Regions from separate parts of the Homo sapiens genome. Here region 1 is linked to region 2. A link is an interaction called in ENCODE POLR2A ChIA-PET data of the cell type or tissue named here. Cell type or tissue: MCF 10A. All regions are shown on one strand. Links, peaks and the distances in the headings refer to the core of each region. The heading gives the core; the rest is flanking DNA.

Region 1 (4,337 bases), core at 338-4,337, 51 kb before region 2:
GCTGGGATTACAGGTGTGAGCCACCACGCCTGGCTGGAATATGGACTAATTTTAGGTACTAGTATAATCAATGTGAAGATACAGATGTCCACATCTCTATTTATATTTCTATGTTGCTATCTATATAGAAAGAGAGAGAAAGCAAATATTAGCAATCGGTGAATCTATGTAAAGGGTAAATGGGTGCTAGTTTTACTGTTCCTTCCATTTTTCTGTAAGTTGAAGTTTTTAAAAATAAAAAGGTGAGAAATTAAAATGTTTTAAAAAACAAATATCAAAGCTTTTTTTTTTTTTTTTTTTTTGAGACAGGGGTTTCACTCTGTCACCCAGGCTGGAGTGCAGTGGCACTATCTCGGCTAACTGCAACCTCCACCTACTGGGCTCTACCTCAGCCTCCCGAGTAGCTGGGACCACAGGTGCACACCACAACACCCAGATAATTTTCTGTATTTTTGGTACAGACAGGGTTTCGCCATGTTGGCCAGGCTGGTCTTGAACTCCTGATCTCAAGCGATCTGCCCGCCCTGGCCTCCCAAAGTGCTGGGATTACAGGCATGAGCCACTGTACCCAGCCTCAAAGCATCTTTATACAAGTGTAACAGGGTAGCCAGAAGGCAAGGCAAAAGGATCATGTTATCCTAGGAGTTTGAGACCAGCCTGGGCAACATGGCGAAACCCTATCTCTACTAAAAATATAAAATGGCCGGGCGCGGTGGCTGATGCCTGTAATCCCAGCACTTTGGGAGGCTGAGGTGGGCGGATCACGAGGTCAGGAGTTCGAGACCAGCCTGACCAACATGGTGAAACCCCGTCTCTACTAAAAATACAAAATTTAGCTGGGTGTGGTGGTGCGCACCTGTAGTCCCTGTTACTTGGGAGGCTGAGGCAGGAGAATCGCTTGAACCCTGGAGGTGGAGGTTGCAGTAAGCTGAGATCGCGCCAGCCTGGGCAACAGAGTGAGACTCCGTCTCAAAGAAAAAAAAATACAAAATTAGCCGTGCGGTGGTGGACATCTGTAGTCCCAGCTACTTGGGAGGTTGAGGTTGAAGGACTGCTTGAGCCCAGGAGTTCAAGATTGCAGAGAGCTAGGACTGTGCCCCTGTACTCCACCCTGGACTAGAGGGAGACCTTGTCTCTTAAAAGAAAAAAATTATTCTTTGGAATTTTTATGGGGGGACATTGGAAAAATAATGAGAACAGTTCCTGTCAATAAAAAGAAGTAAATAAAATTAGGATGTGGCCAGGCAGCCCGGGCCTGCTGACTACGCGCTCCCCTATGTTTGCTGAATGGGCCTGTGGGCCCAGGGAGGCGAGACTTTATTACTTTTGAGATAATTTTTTTTTTCTTTTTTCGAGACAGAGTCTCACTCTGTCGCTCAAGCTGTAGTGCAGTGGCATGATCTCGGTTCACTGCAGCCTCCACCTCCTGGTTTCCAGCAATTCTCCTGCCTCGGCCTCCCGGGTAGCTGGGATTAGAGGCACGTGTCACCATGCCCAGCTAATTTTTGTATTTTTAGTAGAGACAGGGTTTCACCATGTTGGCCAGGCTGGTCTCGAACTCGTGACCTCAGGCGATCCACCTGCCTTGGCCTCCCACAGTGCTAGGATTACAGGCATACGCCACCTCGCCTGGCCTTTATTATTATTATTATTTTTTTAAAATAGAGACAGGGTCTTACTATGTTGCCCAAGCTGGCCTGCAACTCCTGGGCTCAAGTGATCCTCCCACTGTGCCCTCCCACAGTGTTGGGATTACATGCATGAGCTACTGCACTGAGCCAGGTTTTGTTTCTTTGTTTTTTTGTTTGATTTTTAAAAAATTAATTATTATTATTTTTTTAGACAGGGTCTTACTCTGTTGCCTAGGCTGAAGTACAGTGGCATGAACATGGCTCACTGTAGCCTCAACCTCCTGGCCTCAAGTGATCTTCCTGCCTCAGCCTTCCAAGTAGCTGGGTCCACAAGTATGCACTACCATGCCCAGCTAATGTTTAAATTATATGTATAGACATGGTCTCACCACGTTGCCTAGGCTGGTCTTGAACTCCTGGGTTTAAGTGATTCTCCCACCTTAGCCTCCCAAAGTGCTGGGATTACAGGTGTGAGCCACCATGCCCCGCCTTTGTTTTTAATTATGGATTTGTTGCCAACATTTAAAAACTAGAAAGGCCAGGTGCACTGGCTTACACCTGTAATCCCTGCACTTTGGGAAGCCGAGGTGGGCGGATCACTTGAGATCAGGAGTTTAAGACCAGCCTGGCCAACATGGCAAAACCCCATCTCTTCTAAAAATACAAAAACTAGGCCGGGCGTGGTAGCTCACTCCTGTAATCCCAGCACTTTGGGAGGCCGAGGTGGGTGGATCACTTGAGGTCAGGAGTTCAAGACCAGCTTGGGCAACATAGCAAGACCCTGTCTCCCCCAAAAATTAAGAAGCAAAAAATCCCCACACAAAACAAAAGAAACAAAACTATGAAGCCTGTAAACCCAGTCCAGCCTGTGTGCCACCTGATTTGGCTGTACCCCAGCACTGGGGCTCAGCAGTGAAGGTGATGCTGGTCCAGCCATGGCACTCCCTGCCTTGAAGGGTTGCTCCTGCTGCTTGGCAAATTGTGACAGCCCTTGGGGAGTCTGGCCTGGGGACATGGGGTCTTCGATCCCAGCTCAAGAAACCCAAAGCCCCCTGGACTGGGGCATATAGGGGGAGTTTATCTCCAAGAGGTTTGGCTACCCTGTGGATCCTGAGTTGTAGGAGGGGACAGGAATGGTCTGGGCAGGTCCCTGGCCCATGAAGGAAGAAAGAGCCCTCTTGGGCCGGGCGCGGTGGCTCACGCCTGTAATCCCAGCACTTTGGGAGGCCAAGGCGGGCGGATCACCTGAGGTCGGGAGTTCCAGACCAGCCTGACCAACATGGAGAAACCCCGTCTCTACTAAAAACACAAAATTAGACATGCGTGGTGGCACATGCCTGTAATCCCAGCTACTAGGGAGGCTGAGGCAGCAGAATCGCTTGAACCCGAGAGGTGGAGGTTGCGGTGAGCTGAGATTGTGCCATTGCACTCCAGCCTGGGCAACAAGAGCGAAACTCTGTCTCAAAAAAAAAAAAAAAAAAAAAAGAGCGAGCCCTCTTGGCCTGAGTCCCTGGCAGCAATGGAGCCTCATCCAGCGTGTCACTGGCACCCTGGGCAGGTGAGACTCCCCTGCCACAGGGTGGCAGGAGCAGGTGGACGTGTCCTTGGGAGGCCAGCCAGGGGCACGGCCAGTATCCAGGGACTCAAGCAGCTGCCATGTGCTGCTTTGTCTTGGGAACCCAATGCGGTGCCCACGCAGCCCCCCGGGCTGCACCCTCGACCCTGTGGCGCAGCCTCACCCGGTTGCCCTGCGCGGTGCCATCCTGTGTGCGGTAGGAGACCTGGGACTTCCCGCCGTCCAGGACACGCCGGATGACAGGGATGCGGGCCACCTGGTCCCCGCGGCTGACCGAGAACTCAGGCTGCTCAAAGGACACCACGTCTCTGGCTGCAAGGAGCCCGGGCATTTGTCAGAGTGTGCTGGGCCCAGTCCCTTCCCACCTCCTGCTCTCCTGTGACCCTGCCCAGCCCAGCCCAGAATCCAGGAGTCCGCTTGGTTCCCTCTATGCATTGCCCTCTGGGAAGGGCACAGGAGCGAAACGGAAAATCCTTCCAGAAAAAGATGAGGGGCCGGGCGCAGTGGCTTGTGCCTGTAATCCCAGCACTTTGGGAGGCTGAGGCAGGTGGATCACCTGAGGTCAGGAGTTCGAGACCAGCCTGGCCAACATGGCGAAACCCCATCTCTACTAAAGATAGAAAAATTAGCTGGGCGTGGTGGCGAGTGCCTGTAATCCCAGCTACTCGGGAGGCTGAGGCAGGAGAATCACTTCAACCTGGGAGGCAGCGGTTGCAGTGAGCCAAGATGGTGCCATTGCACTCCAGCCTGGGTGGCAGAGCAAGACTCTGTCCCAAGAAAAAAAAAAGTGGTTCTGGAACAAAGTGTCCAGCAGACATCCTGGAAGGGCCAGGCAGAGGAGGGAGGCCAGTCACGGGCAGGACCAGAGATGGAGCCTTCAGCCCCAGGGCTGGAGGAGAGCAGGAACAGGCCTGAGGCCTGTGGCTTCCGGCACAGGTGGGAGGAGGGGTCAGATGTCCACGGTGTGATGCCTTGGCCAACCCTTTTTCTAGATAGAGAGGAGCAAGGGGCTGGCCCTTATGAGGATGCAACAGAAGCTTCCATTTACTGAGCGCTCACCACCAGGCAGGCACTGTGGCGAGGTGAACAGCCACGCATTCCGTAAAAGAGCCCTTACCCATTTTACAGAT
Region 2 (4,384 bases), core at 189-4,188:
CAGGCACTGCATCATGAATGGAAGCCACTGTCCTTCAACTAATTACGTCTTCAGTAAGAGGAACTAAACTAGCTACTCGTCAATGAGGAATGGTGAGTAATCAAAACGATGCCGCTTAAAGATCCATTTGTGTCCTCATGGGTGAATCAGTAAACAAACTGTGGTGTATCCCTACAGTGAAATATTACTTGGCTACAAAAAGAAACTCTGGACATGCCCAACTACATGGATGAGTCTTGCAAGCACCGTGCTGAGTGAAAGAAGCCAGACAAAAACACTAGTTCCCTTTCTATCCCTGGTTCTTAACTAGGGGTGATTCTGCCCCAAGGGGACATTTGGCAATGTCTGGAGACATTGATCACTGTCACATCTGGGGAAGGGAGAGTGCCTCTGGCACGTAGTGGGTAGAGACCAAGGACACTGCTAAACACCCTGCAAAGCACAGGACAGCCCCACAACAAAGACTCATCCAGCCCTAAGTGTCAGTAGGGCCAGGGTGGGGAGATCCTGATTTATAGGAAATTCTAAAGAAAGGCAAAGCTATAGTGAGGAGAGTGTAGATCACAGCTTGCCTGAGGCTGAGGGAGGGAATCACCTGTAACACGGTCGGGGCACAAGGGAACATTTCGGAGTGATGGGTGCGTTCTGTATCACAATTGTGGTGGGGCTAACACAACTATACACATTTGTCAAAATTCATAAAATGGCACACGTAAAATTGGCAAGTCTTACTCTATGTAAATTATACCTCAATAAAGCTATTTCCAAAAAGTGGCACAGGGAGAAAAAGTGACAAGTTGGCTCTGGAAGCAACTGGGGGCTGAGATGGCTGATGCCCACACACATTCCACTGCCTGCCCAGCACTACTAGCAAGAGCAAGGGCATCTCTGCGTTGGCACGTGACAGGCTGCTCTCTGATCCCCAGCCGTGTAGTTTCTCACAGTAAACAGCAGGGTCGGCTCGGGTGATGGCGGGGATAAGAGGCCAAGGCTCCCGTCCACGCCCGACCCGTGGATCGCCCCCTTGGGCCGGCCATCGGCTTCCCAGCAGATGCACACTCTGCTTCCTCTGCCCTCAAAGCCAAATGTTGCACCCCTAAGGCGTCACTTTCTAAAGAAGAAACTCTAGGTTTTAGGAAAATCTTGGTTTTTATAGGATTTGAAAGACTGAAACTCCATCAGAGAGGCCAGGGATTAAGGCCCTCCTGCTGAGGGTCTGGGCTGCTCAGCGTTACCGTGTTCCCACCCAATCCTTCTTCAAAAGACAAATAGAATGAACGATTCCTAGCTCCTTTAGTTCTGGAAAAGGAGAACAGGCTTTGTAGCAGAACTCCCAGCAGAAAGGCCCTACTGGGAGGAAGCCTGGGTGGGAAGGACTGACTACTGGGGCAGCGCTTCCAGGTGGTCCCTGGGCTCAGAACCCCCAGGGCTGGAGTCAGTGAGCCACCGAGGCAAGACCGCAGGAGGCAGGAGCCTGTTTGTGAAGATCAGCAGGACGGACAGGAGAGCTGGTAATGGTTGCCACAGAGAGGGAGGGCCAACCCCACCAAGAGCTCTGACTCAGATGCCGGGAACTGCCCCCCGGTCGGGCTTTGGGAGCCACGTGAAAGGAGCTGGGGGGCTTTCTAAAAGGATTAAAAGGCTGGGGCTAGCACAGGACTTGGATGATGTATGCTGTTTTCCAGAAACATAGTGTCCCTGCTCCTCCCAAATCACAAAGAGCCCCAGACTCCAGGGCTGTGAGGCATGTTCCTGCCTGGGGACAGAGCAAAGTGCCAGCAGAGGCCACATGCTGACTCCCTGAGCAGCATGCATATGCCAGCGGAGAGGGGGAGGAGGGGTTGCAAAGACAGAGGACAAGCCCAGGGCACTAGGGGAAGCAGAGACCAAGACACGCTCCCAGCTGAGTGCCCTGAATTCCCTCTTGACAGCGCTGGCAACCGACCAAAGCCCATTAAAACACACCACAAATATGATTTCCAAAGAAGAACTGTTCCCTGGACGTCTCACCCGGGCATCCTAGGAAATGCCAAAGCCCTGAGAGGGAGCCAAAGGGACAACAGTGCTCACAGCAGACAGAAGCCCTGTGGGGCGGCAGGCCTGGCATGGCTGGAAGCCAGGCTGCTAGGAGCAAGGCTGAGAAACGTGCCCCCAGGATCCCCCAATACTCACCCACGAGTTCCTGGGGGTCTCGCTTTTCTGCTTCTGTATTATCCTGCAAAAGACAAACAAATACGAGGAGGTAAGACTGGGGCTCCTGAACCAGCTACTCTCTACTGAGACCACTCAGGATTTTTAAGGAAGGAGAAAAAGTAAAAGCACTGCCAGGAACACTAAGGGTAAGCTGATGCTTCAGGGGCCTCTGGCACCCCCGAGCCTCCGAACCCTCTTCTTCCCGCATCGCAGCAGCCGGATGCTCCCGAGCCCCACGCCGGTCTCTCCTCCATGCCTTTTCAGTGACCAAACCCACCATCGCTGAGGAGAACACAAGCCAGCAAGCCTGCTGCAGCCAACTGGGCAACGTATACCCTGCCTGTTGCTCTCCCCTGGGTCTGAGGAAGCTTGCCTGAATGGAGTGCAGAGCTCAAGGGCCCGGCCAGCCCAGACATCACCACCTCTACCGCTGGTACCAAGGAAGCAAGAGGTGACTGCTTTGTAACAGCAGACTCCCGAGATGAAAATGCAGACTAGCTGCTCCCAAGATACTCTTCTTATTTTTAGTTCAAAGAAGGGAGGCTTCATCATGAGGATAAAGGGGCAGCTCATGGAACCTCAGAGCAAGCATGCAGCAAACCTTTAATAAGTGGCAGAATGGGGATCCCAGAGAGGCCCCAGGCTCAAGGAAGCCTCTCTCTGGCTCTCAGCTCCCTTTACACTGGCTTTATACTCCCTCCAAAGAAAAGCTTCCTCCAATCCCTAATGCAAACAGTGTCCCATGACAGCTACATCCACATGTCCTGCAGAAACCTGAGAGCAAAGGCTTCTTAGACGTTTTCTGGATTTCACTGTTCTGTAGTAAATGTTTCATCTAAACCAAAATCAATGCTGAGAAAGCCACGGTCCAAGCCCTCCGTCACAAGTCTTCCCTTGCCTCCATTGTCTCAAGTGTAAAATGGCAAGAACACACCTGTTTCCCCCATTTCTGGGTTGCTGACACCCAGCCCCTCAAAGCCAGTTAGATCAACAATCTCAAGGGCCACACGTGCTCATCATCAAAACAGCAGAGGCAGAGTTCACAGAAAGTTGCTGGACGCCATGTCTTTTCCTGCTGATGAGTGAGGGAGGAGATGAGACAGGAAGACCCTGCAACAAGACCTTTTCGAGGACAGGTGCAGAGCTCCGCAGGCTCCACTTACACAGACATGGCACACCACGCCACGGCTCCAAAAGGAAGGTGCCAGGAAGGCCACCCAGTTCCCCACACTGAACCTAGACTCAGTCTTAGCCCCCTTTCCAGAAAGTCCCTCCTGATGCTGGGACAGGCCAAATTCCCCATTCCTCAGAACACTGCAGCTATTCATTCAACCTGGCAGGGCACCACGTCCAGGCCAGGCTGCTTAGCAACCCATCTCTTCGAGCCACTGCCCCCTGCCAATCAGGTGGGCAAAGAGGAGGCTGGGAGCAGGCAGGGAGGCGCGCCTGGAGGACTGCCACACCAACTTCAGGTTGCAGTCATAAATCAGCGGCTCTATAGAGACTGCCGCAGTCATAAATCAGCAGCCCTATAGAGACTGCCAGTCTCTCAGGGGACCAACAATCCCTTTGTAGCAGTGACTCTCAGGAAACCAGTGTTCAAGAGTGTTAGTAACAATACATGGGACTGTAAAATGCCCTCACATTTTCCCTCTAGAGAACAGCTTTCTGGGTGCTGATTGTAGGAAAACATCAGCTCCTCCCTCACCCGCCAGCTGGCTGATCATACAGGGACTGACCATTCGTTAACTCTCCCTCCAGCCCCCACTCACCCTTCCCCAAGGCTCCGCACCATACCACACCCACCCCTTCTCATGGACTCAACTGCAGAGGCCCAATCCCCACACAAGGAGTCTACCATGTCTACCCCAAAGCCACAGGAAGTTAGTCACCAAACATGCAATGGCTCTTCAAGGGGAAACACACTTGCCACTTCAGGGCCTCCTTAGGTAAAGTAAGAGGCCAGGAGCCTCCCCGTGGCTTCTTGTGGCTTTTGTGAACCTGGAGATGGAAAGGAGTGTGGGGTGTGTGTGCTGCCAGGCTCAGCTGAGGTTGTTGAGTCACGTCTCTGGAAGAAAAGAGATGATGGGGCAAAATCACAGGAAGTATTTTATCCCTTTATTTTATTTTTTTCCTTTAGGTTGGCTCTTCAGTTCCCCCTAAATTATTCCTTCTACGCCTAAGAAATAAA

The links. ChIA-PET counts read pairs that join two places held together with the same protein. Peaks named below come from ENCODE experiments on the same cell type or tissue, not always from the same donor. Only the 100,000 strongest peaks of a DNase experiment are listed, where the experiment ranks them.
Region 1: POLR2A ChIA-PET joins it to region 2 with 5 read pairs; 19 of 35 experiments call an interaction of 5 or more read pairs at or near these places.

Annotation. Positions count from the first base shown.
Region 1 is chr17:75,742,895-75,747,231 of GRCh38, reverse strand. It overlaps ITGB4 (integrin subunit beta 4), which reads right to left. Exons shown (of 40, transcript NM_000213.5): 26 at 3,371-3,519. Among named protein-coding and RNA genes, the nearest start is that of GALK1, 20 kb to the left of the region's middle. In MCF 10A, for the core only: no CTCF peak of the experiment used is centred there; no DNase peak of the experiment used is centred there.
Region 2 is chr17:75,691,271-75,695,654 of GRCh38, reverse strand. It overlaps SAP30BP (SAP30 binding protein), which reads right to left. Exons shown (of 11, transcript NM_013260.8): 4 at 2,173-2,215. Among named protein-coding and RNA genes, the nearest start is that of SAP30BP-AS1, 8.7 kb to the right of the region's middle. In MCF 10A, for the core only: no CTCF peak of the experiment used is centred there; DNase peaks (open chromatin) are centred at 1,884 and 4,114.